Regions from separate parts of the Mus musculus genome. Here region 2 is linked to region 1. The links are chromatin contacts, found by Hi-C or POLR2A ChIA-PET in ENCODE. All regions are on one chromosome and are shown on one strand. Each heading gives the region's core, a stretch centred on a gene start or an enhancer-like site at or near the end of the contact. The rest is flanking DNA. Distances are from core to core; before and after follow the strand shown. Region 1 overlaps Aopep (aminopeptidase O). Region 2 overlaps Aopep (aminopeptidase O).

The links. Hi-C counts contacts between places; a loop is a spot of excess contacts on that map. ChIA-PET counts read pairs that join two places held with the same protein, here RNA polymerase II (POLR2A).
Region 2: a map of heart shows a loop between it and region 1 (2.9-fold over the local background). The contact joins two enhancer-like sites. A Hi-C loop is called at or near these places in 1 of 37 maps with a recorded cell type or tissue (heart). POLR2A ChIA-PET finds 5 or more read pairs at or near these places in 1 of 5 experiments (Patski).

The regions. Positions count from the first base shown.
Region 1 is chr13:63,108,473-63,114,775 of GRCm38, reverse strand. The region is part of intron 5 of Aopep (aminopeptidase O); the gene reads right to left. Among named protein-coding and RNA genes, the nearest start is that of Gm46422, 17 kb to the right of the region's middle. Within about 2 kb of position 2,000, at least 2 of the 3 ENCODE cell types and tissues checked have a DNase peak (open chromatin) inside an H3K27ac peak, as active enhancers do; they include heart, where a contact is called at or near this core.
Region 2 is chr13:63,149,713-63,155,715 of GRCm38, reverse strand. All of the region lies in intron 5 of Aopep (aminopeptidase O), which reads right to left. Among named protein-coding and RNA genes, the nearest start is that of Gm30409, 20 kb to the right of the region's middle. Within about 2 kb of position 4,260, at least 1 of the 3 ENCODE cell types and tissues checked has a DNase peak (open chromatin) inside an H3K27ac peak, as active enhancers do; it is heart, where a contact is called at or near this core.

The DNA.
Region 1 (6,303 bases), core at 751-3,250:
AAGTATTCTGCCTGCCAAAATGCAAGACAGCTAGGGGAGCATGAGTTGAGAAAATAGGAAGGATTTATATTATAAACATATTACTGTCCAACCACTCATTCTTCTGGCTGGCCTGATGTTATAGCTTTGATTTTCCTAACATGTTTAATATGAAAAGGAACTGGTTTAAATTACCCAGTTCCAGATAAGTCAATGTATCAATGCATGAGAAGCCAGGTCTGTACCCCAAAAGAACGGCCCTTGATGATCTGAAGTACAGTAGAGCCTGTAGGGGTGGGGAGGGAGCTCTCCAGGGAGCATAGCTCTACTTTAACTCCAAGGCTAGGTATTGGGGAGGGAGCATGCAGCAATTCTGACTAAAGGGCCAGGTATCTCTCTGAGATTAGAAAGTAGACAGAAGCACAAAACTATTTATCAGAGTAGGAGGCAAACTTCTCCACTTTTAATATTCATAAAGTGCACAATAGGAAAATTGGAAGAGCCCTTTCCTTTGCAAATATTAGGCAATATGACCTCTAAAAGCAAACACCCTGTGAGACTATTACATAAACCAAATGACTACAAGGTCTAGGCCACAGCGGCATGGAGACGCTGCAGTACTGTCAGCCCAGTACCTGGAAGAGCCAAAGCTTCTAACCAGAAGGGAAGTAAACACTTCCTGATGCACAGAAAGAAATGGCTGCTGTCCCCTAAGCAAAGGAGGTTTAAAATAATTCAGATCTGGGGGAAAGTTTTTGTTAAGTCCAATGAAGAGCCCTTGGCTGTTTCAAAGCTGAGCCCTCAGAACTAAATTTAATCAAACTGCAGCAGCCGGCTGAAAAGCAGATAATAGAATTTGGCCTAATGTGTCATTAGCTCATGTTCACTTCAGTGGATTAGCTCCCAGCAGCATCGGAAGCAGATCTCAACGTTTGCTGGGTTAGATCTACAGCCAAAGGATCTACAGCCATGAGCAAGTCTAAAGAATTTCACACTAGCCTTCTGAATTACTTGGAGAAAGTAACTTAAAAAAAAAAAAAACCAAAACTTTTCATTTTATAATCTCATTATGAATCATTAAACTCTTCAAAACCCCTTAAGCACATACTTTTTAAAATACAGTATTAAAAAAAAGCTATAAATGGTGCTGGTTACATTTTAAATCAACAAATAGCTTTTATTTGAAAACCAAAAATTAGGGTTTAAAGTCATTCATTTGATGTGCTTCACACTAAAATTCACTTAGTCAAATAAGTTTCCTTTAAAAAAAAAATCCTCCAATTCTAGGAAGTTACTGAAACCATCATCTTCTAAGGCTTCTTCTCAAAGTACACAGTCTAGAATATTCATCTAGAAAGCGGCCTCACCACGGCTACTCACATTGATAATCAAATAATAAGCTTCATTTGTAAAATTCAAAATGTGGTTTGCAGATGCCAGGAGGCCTGGGGAGAGTCATCAGAGAGGAGCCCTGCGCTTCCTTTGTGCGTGGAGCTAACAGGATTAAGGCTTGAAGAATTGAATAAAGCCCTGGGCTGGTTAAGATGGATGGATCACATTTCAGGTTCCCATTTCATAATGGGCATGCCCCACATTTCTCAAAATAAAACACGCCAGTGAGCTCATTCCAGTGACTGTGCTTCCTGACATTCATTTTGGAAACTTTAAAATGGATTCTGTGTCCAGATCCTCTCTTGAGCCACATGGTTCTTTGTGTAGCTGGGCTGCCTGGTTCAGGCAGCTTCTTGCTTCATAGCCAGTGGTTTCCTGCTATGGTCCAGTTACATGGCAAAGAAAGTAGAGATTACCATGCCGAAGGATTTCTGTCTATGGACTTATGGTTTCTTACTTTCCAACTACGTGGTGATTTGCACCGGCCCTAACCTGTAAATGTAAAATGTGCAATATCAGCCATCTTCCTCTAGGCAGCGGGCTGAAGCACGGCTCTGCTGGTTTGCACCCTCAAGGTGGTTATTATCAAGTAGAATCTGTGGTTGGAAAGTGTCCAGCAGTAGCACAAACTGTCTAGAAGAGATTTTCATATAGGAGTTCCAACAGCTGTCTGTTAGGTCAGATTTCTGTGAGAACCAAGGCACACATTCTCAACTGTACACAGCTGTCCCGGATTAAACAGGAACAGTTTCTTAAAGTGACAACAAAAGTCCAAGTGTAAAGGAAGACAGTGTGAAGCGCATCAAAAGTGTTCAGCCCAGGCATTGCCACTGTGCACAGCATCAAGCCATGCTACCAGTCAGCGGGCTTAGAGGCTGTTTAGCCACCATGATGGCCAAAGCTTTGCTTATTAATTAGCAACTTATTAACACCAAAGTGCCTATGGACTAAGACACATTTCAATTCCATAATAGATTCCCTCCGCTTGAAATTCCTCTATTACAGAAAAGCAGTCTGTTTAAAGCACAGTGCTTATTAAATGAAGGATACACAGAAACTGTACAGAAACAGAGCATCAGAATTTGGAGAGGAAGTTAAAGAGAATTAAAACAAGCTGTGATGATCTTAACAAAGACACACAGAACCTGTTACTAGGCAGAGACATTTGGTCAAATTTCCTGTTTTCCCCCAAGTCCTGGTTTGGCTTGAATATGTTGTCAGTGCACAGTTTCCTGCTGCTGATTCATGCTGCTCACGTGTAAAAGCCAGGGACAGTCCTAAGACTTATCTAAGGACTTTTCTCTTCTCCAGACTTTGGTCTTCACCATAACCGAGATGATAAACTACAGATCTAAATTGCTGAAAATTGTAGCAAGTCCCCAGAAAATCACTAAGGTGAGTCAACACAGCCATGGAACAGTCTCCCTCTAGCCCTCAACCACTTCAGTCCAAGACTGCAGAGATAGTTGTGAACTACTACCAAGAGCATTAAACCACAGCCAAGTAAGTGTCACCGATGGCTCTTTGTTTAAAACAAACAAAAAGTTCTCTGCAAAAGTCTGATACTACGGCAGACTACTATAAAATCAAAGACCATTGCATACAGAGTGGAAGAAAATAAAAAGTCCTCCCTTGGGAAAGAATCCAAAACATTAACATTTCTCAGGATATTTTACAAATCATGCTGCTTCATTAAACACATGCCACTGGGAGTCTCCTCTATTACTAACAACACTTTTCATAATGACCTTCACATGTTTAAATCAATGGCTGCCGAAAACGTGCATTTATATTACATAAACAAAACCTAACATAAACATGCCCAGATAAAAAACTTTATAGAAATGCCTGGCTACAATTCCCCAATGTAAATAGACCTCATGAATGGCCCAGCAAAAACAATTTTAGTGTATTTTTATCCCCCAAAGCAAAAGGCACAGTCCAAAAGCAGACAGCTCTGCTGAAAACTGCACTCCTAACACACGAATAAGCAACTCTAGTGATGTTCAATGCACCAACTGGTTTTGATCCAGGGAAAGCCATGAGACTTATTTTCTATAAGCACCTGCTATTTTCTCATTGAGCCCTTGTTCAGTTACTTGTTCTCTTGTTTATTGCCTATCCACCTCAAATTATAAATTTCCTTAGAATAAAGACAATGATTGTCTTGTTTTCTGCTTTCTCTGCTTATCCCACTGAGCACACAGAAGATGCAAGAACTGGTTTAGCCATCTGCTCTCTGCACTGAAACTGTTCTCACCAGAGTCCAGCTGTTTCCCTGTAATGCCTTAGTACTTCCAAGTTTCATGGACTCACACTGCAGCCTCTCTTGCAACCTCACTCATCTTCCAGCCTCCCTTGCAGCTAAGTAGCACTAAGACTGAATAAGCCAAAGTACTGGCAGGGTATTTACTCTGAGGCCTTGGCTCATTGTTAGCTCGCTTAGAGTGCCTGAAGCCCTAGGTTCAACCTCCAGAAACACCAAAACAAATGGACAAATATTCTACAGCAGCTTAGAGAACCTCCTAAGGACAGGCAATGCAAGCTCCTTGCATCTTCTAGCTGGATAGAATAAGTAGACAATGGCTGGAGCTTTGACAACCATTGAGAATCATGAGTTGATCTTGAGAATAAAAAGTATAGGTTAGGATGGTAGAAGCACTGTGCTTTCTGACACAGTGGAGAACCACAGCCTGGCCTCTCTGTCTCTAATCTCACAAGGGAAAATAATTAAACTCCTATTTCTAAGTTATTTTGAGTTTTCAGTCACATGTACCCAAACCAAATCTTACCATTACATTGTGAAACAGCTTGAAGAACAGGCCATGGAGATTTTTCTCCGTGTGTTTTTAAACCCATTATTTAATAAACAAGCCAAGAACTTACTTGGTTGAATGGGCTAGCATTTGTGAGCACAATGCTTTGCTCCCAGAATCTGGAGACTGTGGGAGAACATAAAGAAGTTCAAAATGGAACTACCCACAACAGCTTAAAGACTTAGTTTGTCATAGTGGCTTATACCTGTGACCCCAGCACTGAAGGCAGGGCAAAGAGGGTTGGGGAGGGGGTGCTGAGTCAGGAAGATCATGAATTTGAGGTAAGCCTGGACTACATAGCAAGTTTCAGGCTAGCTTCAGCTACAGAATGAGAGTTTGTTTTAAAAATAAAACAAAACTCCCAAAGAAATAGGGGTAGCAATATATTTTAGCTGATAAAGGTGCTAGCCATCAGAATCAAGGCTGACAACCTTATAAGTTCTTATAGGACCCCCACATAGTGGAAGGAGAGGACTGACTCCTACAGCTGTCCTCTGAACTCCACATGCATGCTATAGTGCATATATATGAACTTACACAAGTTTTAAAAGCAATAAATTATCCAATGAGAAAAAAAATACAAGTACAACCCTCCCTCCATCCTCAACACACTTATCTGTGAGAATCCAATTCTGGGAGCAAGGTGCTGTGCTCACAAATAATACAAACAACAGAGAGTTATGTGCTGTGATTTCAATGAAGAGGAAAGAAAAGGTACCTGAGGCAGGTGGAGGGAGGGGCTGGCCCTTGGTGAATCTTATGGGAGGGACTGAACCTGGAAAGATCATGGACTTGGCAGAATGGAGGCCAGCAATGAGAAACCGCTGTTCAGTATTGAGCATGTAGGATATGTTCAAGGGGCCTGGGAGATGTCAGCCAAATATGCAGACTCTGGAAAGAAGCTTTTCTCACAGTACACAGTCCCTGTAAGGATGGCTCACCTCACAGTCATGCCACAAAGAGAAGTCTTTGCTCTAGCTCCTCCCTGCTATGCACACAAATGCCTGATGGTAAGATTCCTCTCCCTTCATTCTCAGGTTTCCCCTAGGCTTTCTTCAGGAGTCCTGAACAGAGAGCCCAGTGGTGACTGACATAAATGGACCTCCTGCTAAGCAGCAGGGACAGTATCACAAGTTCTGTTGGGGTATTTGGTGGTGGTGTGTGCTCTGCCTCCTGTATTATGAAAGTGTCACACTGTTAGGAGCTTGCCCACCCACAGGGAACCCTCTAAGGATAATTAGCACCTTTCCTAGAAAGGTCCTTTTCAGCTATTTCCCATAAAATAAATCTCATAAAAGAAAGAGGGGAGGGGGAGGGAAGGGAAGGGAAGGGGGAGGGGGGAGGGAAGGGGAGGGGAGGGTGAGGGGAAAGGGAAGGGGAGGGGAGGAGAGGGAGGGGAGGGGAGGGGACGGAGGGGAGGGGAGGGGAGGGAGCCAGCCTGCTGAGTCTAGGGGAGCCTTGGCCACCCATGTTTGGGGTACTTGAGAAGTGCAGGACTGATGGAACCAGATCCCGGGCTTCTTCATCGGCTGATAAGGGCTGTGGAGTGGAGGCTATTTGTCCAGGACAAGGAGCACATGGGAAGATAACAGTATCATTGTCTGTCTTTATCTTCTCTGCCCATCACCATTGCTCCATATACCCCAAGTGGTATTAATGTGCCCATTAGTCAGCAGCCATCTGCAGCTGCAGTCCCTCCTAAGGCTTGATGAGCTTTATGTCTGTCTGGTGACAGCAGCTGCAACTCTCCTCAAGCCACATCCTTCCCCTTGGTCATGAGGTCTCTTGCTGGCCACAAACACTTTGGCCAGAAGCCTCCCTAGTCAGCTTCGACCAGAAACTGCTACCACATACAGGGTTTTAGTTCACTAGCCTCTCTGAAGTGGATCCAGCTGGCCAAAGCAGGACCCAGGTGGTCAAGTCCAGAGAGTGTCACAGCATTTGGGCACAAGCTAAGAGGAACCGCCAAAGGGGTCATGTTGGAACATAGGATTCACAGATGCACACACTGACTCCTAAGCCACCCACTCATCTAGCACAACATGAGCTCAGCAACTAGCTGTGATTTTGAAGAATAATTGCTGACAAATGAAGCAAAAGCTGTCTCACTCTCTGA
Region 2 (6,003 bases), core at 3,011-5,510, 39 kb before region 1:
TCTAGAACTTGTTTATGTCCTTCCTAATGAAGAATTTGTTCTTTAAAAACAAATCTATCAATTAAAGCAAGCGAGTTGTGAGAACTCCCAAACTAAGGATTGAGCTCCTTCTTTCAAAACCTATTTGTTTGCCATCATGTCAGCTCTGCACAAGCCAAGACAGCAGCATGCAGATTTTTGGTCCGCCCCCACAGCCCCCATTAGAGAAAACCCCCACCTATATTTCCCTTGCACAATATCACCCATTCAGCTCAGAGAGCTAAATTGCAATCGCAGGAGTCAGGACTGCCAAAATAGACAGCTTTCATGTGAAGTAATAACAGGGCAGGCACGCAAATGAAAAAGCATCTGCCAGGCTTTCCGGAAAGCCCACAGAAACCCCACATATTAAAAGCAGAGTTGAGGCACTGAGGAAAAAGGGGTGCGGTACAACAGGCACCAAGAGTCAAACAGATTACCAGCTCAGACAAAAATGTAAGAAGGCAGGCAGGGAGGGAGGGAACCTCCCAGCACAGGAGCCAGCCTCCCCTTTACCTTACCAAGAAAGACAAAAGTGGCACAGCCTGGCATTCTCAAATGAATGACCCCTGGCTCCACCAAGTGTGATGCTACACGAAAAGCCACAGAAATGCACAAGTAAATAACATTCCAGACATACTGCTGGCAGCAGTGCACCCGTTAGCTAAAACAAAACAGAGTAACTTCAGACTGTATGAGCAGGCTCATCTCTGGAAAGGGTCCAGTGGCCACTGTGACAGCCATGGCCATGTGGGCAGAGATCAGACAGCTGACTCTGTCTCAAGCCAGGAAGGTTCAAAAGGGGATGTGTGGACTTGTAGAGGGACTGCCCCTGACTGGGGTCCACTGCTTTGTTCCAATGGGGGCCCATGTGAATGACTATTCCAGAAGAGATGGAAGAATTCACATGAGTGGCTGGTGGGGAGTGAGCTTCATTTTCCATCTTCCAGTTTGTTTCCCATGAACAGTCATCTCCACCAGACTTCTCTCCTCACCTTCCTGAACTGGGGGTGCCTCTGGGATGTACTAAGGACAGATCTATAGAGATCTGTCTAAAGTTCCCATTTCCTACCCTCAGCCCTTTCTTCCCAGTCAACAGTAACCAATTTCCTACTGTTCTGTGGGGAAGAAGGAAGTGTGAAGATAGGTTGTCACACATGATACAATAACTCTGTTATCACTCAGAGCTCTCCCGGTAGCCAATGTCCATGTGGGACCGACCCTGCTTTCAAGCTTTCAGTGACTACCCTCAAGGGTGTTAAGCAAACTTGGGACATAAGGGATAACGACAACTTTCCTTCCCTCTTTCTGACTCTGAATGTCAGAATCACTTACTCAAGGTACATAGACGTTTTAAAGCATCGTTTTCCTCAGTAGCTAGTAAAGAAAACAACACACCTCAGTCCACTTTGAGGATCAACAGTCAATGTCCCTTTGCTAGTAGGTCCCTTAGCATAGACAGCACCCCACAACAGAGAGCTTTTAGAATGTCTAGGCTACCATGACCTTGGTTTGGTATGCAAGGCCCACTCACAGGTGCACAGTCCAATCCTGTATTCTCAGACCCAAGCAATCGGCTCAGGCTTCCCTTCTGTCAAAACCCCTGGAATTCTTATGCCCTGGAAGAGGGATCACCTACCTCAAGGAAGATAATCACATTGCTAACATCTTCACACTAAGAGCAAAGATTTTGTTGTTATTGTTTTGCTTTCTTAAACCATAAGTCATTGAATGTATTGTTTTTCCAGATGAGAGTTATGCAGGATTGCCATTTTAAATCTCAAAGTAACAGCCCCTCTCTTGAATTCTCTGCCACATGCTCTGTGCTATAGGTGTGTGTGTGTGTGTGTGTGTGTGTGTGTGTGTGTGTGTGTGTGTGTGTGTGAAATAGGCAGGCCTGGGCTGCTGAGAGCCTCAGCAGATCTATGCTCCTCACTTTCCCAGCATGGTGGAGGCTGGCCACTCCTCTGCAGAGGACAAGTGTACTAGATGCCTGAAGCTTGTATCACGCCCAGCCTGAAAACTGTCCCTCTACTGCTCCTTAATGCGACCCACCCAGCCAGATTAGAGTGTTGTGTCCATTAATTTAAAACATGCCTCCAGCAGAGAAGGAAGGAGGCCTTTGTGACTCCCAGAAGCTGCTCCCTTCCTGAGGGAGGAATTCAATTTGGAAAGGAAATGGAGAATTTCATCAGATCTTAAGTAGGAGCTAGTGTTTGATTTATTTCTGCTTTTTTTCCAGGGAGGCCTGACCAGCATGGCCCCATCCTGCTGGAGAGGGGGAGAGGGGGAGAGAGGGGGAGAGGGGGAGAGGGGGGGAGAGGGGGAGAGGGAGGGAAAGAGAGAGGGAGAGAGAGGGAGAGAGAGAGAGAGAGAGAGAGAGAGAGAGAGAGAGAGAGAGAGAGAGAGAGAGAGAGATTGATTTAGCAGCTGAGCCCAAAAGCCTCAGCACCAGGTCACCACAGGCTGAGTGGACAGAAAGAGAGATTGGGAGTTTCCAGGAGCAGCAGATCCTGGGTCTTGGGTGGAAGGTGGGGAGGGAGTTGTGAGGATTGGAGGTGAGGGAGATGGGATGAGGAGTGGTCAAGTACACTTTTGCAGAGGTGTCATGGAGACATATTTACCAAGCTTGAATTTCTTGTGAACTTAATATTTTTCTAAATTTCAACAACAAATGGCGTCCACCATCAATATGCTTAGAGAAAGAGAGAACTTGGAAGGAGAAAGGAGCCCTCCTTTCGCTAGTATCCACCTGGATGATTCCAAAGACCTTAGAGTCAATCACATAAAAGCAACCTTCTCTGGTGTGGTTTAATAGCTGACATGGTTTGGACAACTGCAGTAAATGGGCATAGGGGGCTGGGTTGGAGTAATCTCAAGAGGAAGTCCTGTGTCCCGTCCCCCCCCCCCCCAATTCGCACCTGCTTCCTTCTTCCTCCATAAGTTGCCTGCCCAGCAATGCCCATAAGTGCACTTACCATCAGTTCCTGTCCCTGGAGTCAGACCCTTCAGTCCCTCTTTGTTGACTGTGGTCTAATGTAAGGAATGTATCTGTCACCTCAAAGGCCACAAAGGATGGCCTAGAAATGCTGGCCATTCTTACCCCCTCTACCTCTGTGACTACTCAACAGGGAACGGCCACTTTCCATCTTCCTCATCTGTGATGCACTGTAGCAGATGAGTCTTAAAAGTGTGTGGGGGAGATGATCAGGTTTTTTTTTTCCTTTTCTTTTTTTAATATTTATTTATTGATTGATATACATCCCAAATGCTGCCCCCTCCAAACCCCTCTCTCAGAATCCTTCCCCCATATCCCATCCCCTTCTTCTCTGAGAGAGTGGGGTCCCCTGAGCTCCCCCTCCCAACATCAAGTCTCTGCTAGATTAGGCAGATTTTGTCTCATTGAGGCCAGACAAGGCAGCCCTGTTGGGGAAGGGATACCACAGTAAGGCTACAGCTTTAGGGAGAGCCCCTGCTCCAGTTGTTGGGGGGATCACATGGAGACTGAACTGCACACCTCCTACATATGTGTCATGTGTCCAGGGTCTCCTTCTAGCCTGTGAAACTACCCTTAACATAGTTCTCAACAGCTTGAGAGAAAATTGTTACATCCAACGAGTGTTTCAGGAAACATAGGTTTAGCAGAAAAGGCTATTGTTATTGCTAGTTGCTGCCCCACCCTCCTCTCTGTGTGTGTGTGTGTGTGTGTGTGTGTGTGTGTGTGATGGTACAAGTGTGAAGGTCAGAAGACAATGTATCAGCTTACAGAGTCAGGTCCTCTCCTTCCAGCAAGTGACTTTACCTGCTGTAACTCACCAGCCCAGTACATTTAATTATTCATTTATCTGGATGCATATTGGCTCAAATGGCCACTATGACAATGGCAGAGGAACTGAGGACTGCCCCCGAGCTCCAAGCTTTACCGTTTATCAATACAGTGTGCATGTGTGGAAGTCAGAGAGAAACGCTGGGTGTTCCTTAGGAGCTGTCCACCTCATACTTGGAGACAGTCTCTTTCATTACCTGAGACTCACTAACTGGTTCTCTAGGCTCCAGGGATCCTCCTGCCTCTGCCCCCTGAGCACTGGGGTTACTCACATGGCTCTCCTGCTGCGTTTTCATGTGGTGATCAAACCAAGCGCTACTTGAGCAGCAGTTTCCTCAGCCCAGCATGGCTTCCTGCTCCCCTTTCCTAAGGACACACCCTGCTGGCACACTAAGGACACACCTCACACTGAGCTCCTCCTACACTCGCTCTACCCTAACCGTAGAAAAGGTGGTTATTGCCTCAATTTACAGATGTTGAAGGTAAAGTGCACAGAGTTCTGCTCTCCAGGTTGGCAAGCAAGGTCACTAGCTCTCAGTGAGCAGGCGATGCAGCCCAACCCAGTACTGACTGAAGCTCATTCTGGTCTACTCTGCCAGACTCCCTGGGCTTAGCTGTAGCTGCTAGGCTCCTGGCTTTTCTGTGCAGCTCAAGCCCCTGGTATGATGACCTCAGGTTTCTCAGTGTTTTATCAGCAGAGTCATGGAAATAAAAACACCATCCGTGCCTTAGGATCTTTGTCCCCTGTGACTACATCACAGCCAGAACTGGCCCGATAAAACAGGCCTTTGGATCAGCAATGCTTTAGTGTCTTCCCGGGAAGAAGGGAAGAAGAGAGGGAGAGATACTACTCTACAACTATGCCCTGTGTTCTCCTTAGAGAAACAGGTGAGGCCAGCTTCTGGTACATGGCTCCAAAGGCCCTGGAAGGGCCACACACCTATTTTAACTACAGATGGATATTTGTGGGGGTGGGGCAGAGTGGAACAATCATAAACTAAATGTGCTAAAGAAGTCAAGATAGCAAAATGAGGGTAAATGGAGGACCAGGGATAAGGAAATGAAGGAGGGAGGAAGTAGATAACACAAAATTAAACAGAAAAACAAAACCGAAAACCAAGGATATGGAGGAGGAGAAAGGGGAGGAGATGGTAGGCAGGCAACAAGAACCGAGAGCAGGGGCAAGTCTCCTAAGCTGCAAGAAGCAGCAGGAGACTTTAGAAGTAGCAGAGGCAAACTGGGAAGCAGACATTGGAGGGAAGAACACACTGTATGTTAAACAGAGTAAGCCAGTCAGGCATGGTGGCTGGGGTGGTAGCAGTCAGTTTATCCCAGTTAGCTTCTCCTTGCTGTGATAACACACTGGTCAAAACTGACTTGCTAAGAAGGGGTTTTATTTCATTTATCTCATACTTCTATGTCAGGAGGCAGGAACCTGAACGTGGGAACTGAAGCAGAGACTATAGAAAAAATGTTGCTTACAGGCTTGCTTGACTGATCTTTCAAGCAGCCCAGGTTGAGTCCTCCTCTACAATTAGTGGTCGAGAAAATGCCCCACAAACCAGCCTGCAGGCCACTCTGATGAAGGCAGTTCTTCAGATGAGAGTCCCTTCTCCCAGGTGGATCTAAGCTTGTGTGAAGTTGGCAAAACTAAGTAGCACACAACTTGACTGGTTTTGTTCTCTACAGAATCCTGACTAACATAGTGCTACACACCTTGAATACCAGCACTTAAGATGCGGTAGCAGAAGGATCATCTCAAGGTTCAAGGTTATACTGGGCTATACTGAAACTGTCAAAAAAGACAACAACAACAACAAATTCAAATTAAACCTATCTAAACAAACAAACAACAACAACAACAACAAAAACAAAAACAAAAACATTAGGCCAAGGTTATCGGCTCTCCAAGCTCATAGTCCCAGGTTTGACACTTAAGTTGTCTAAATGGCCCACACCTAGGTCCCACTAGGGATTGTGGTCAGTGCTTGTGGGAGACAGGGTCAGGCTCTAAAGCAGATGCACTGGTGACAGGAGAGAGGCTTCCTAGTGAGTCTGGGAAAGAAATGAGTCTTTGGGGATGAGACAGTGTTGTCATTTCGTTGTTGGGCTCAGTGTTGCTGAGAATAAGTAGCTGCCAACACCAGTGCCAAGACCAC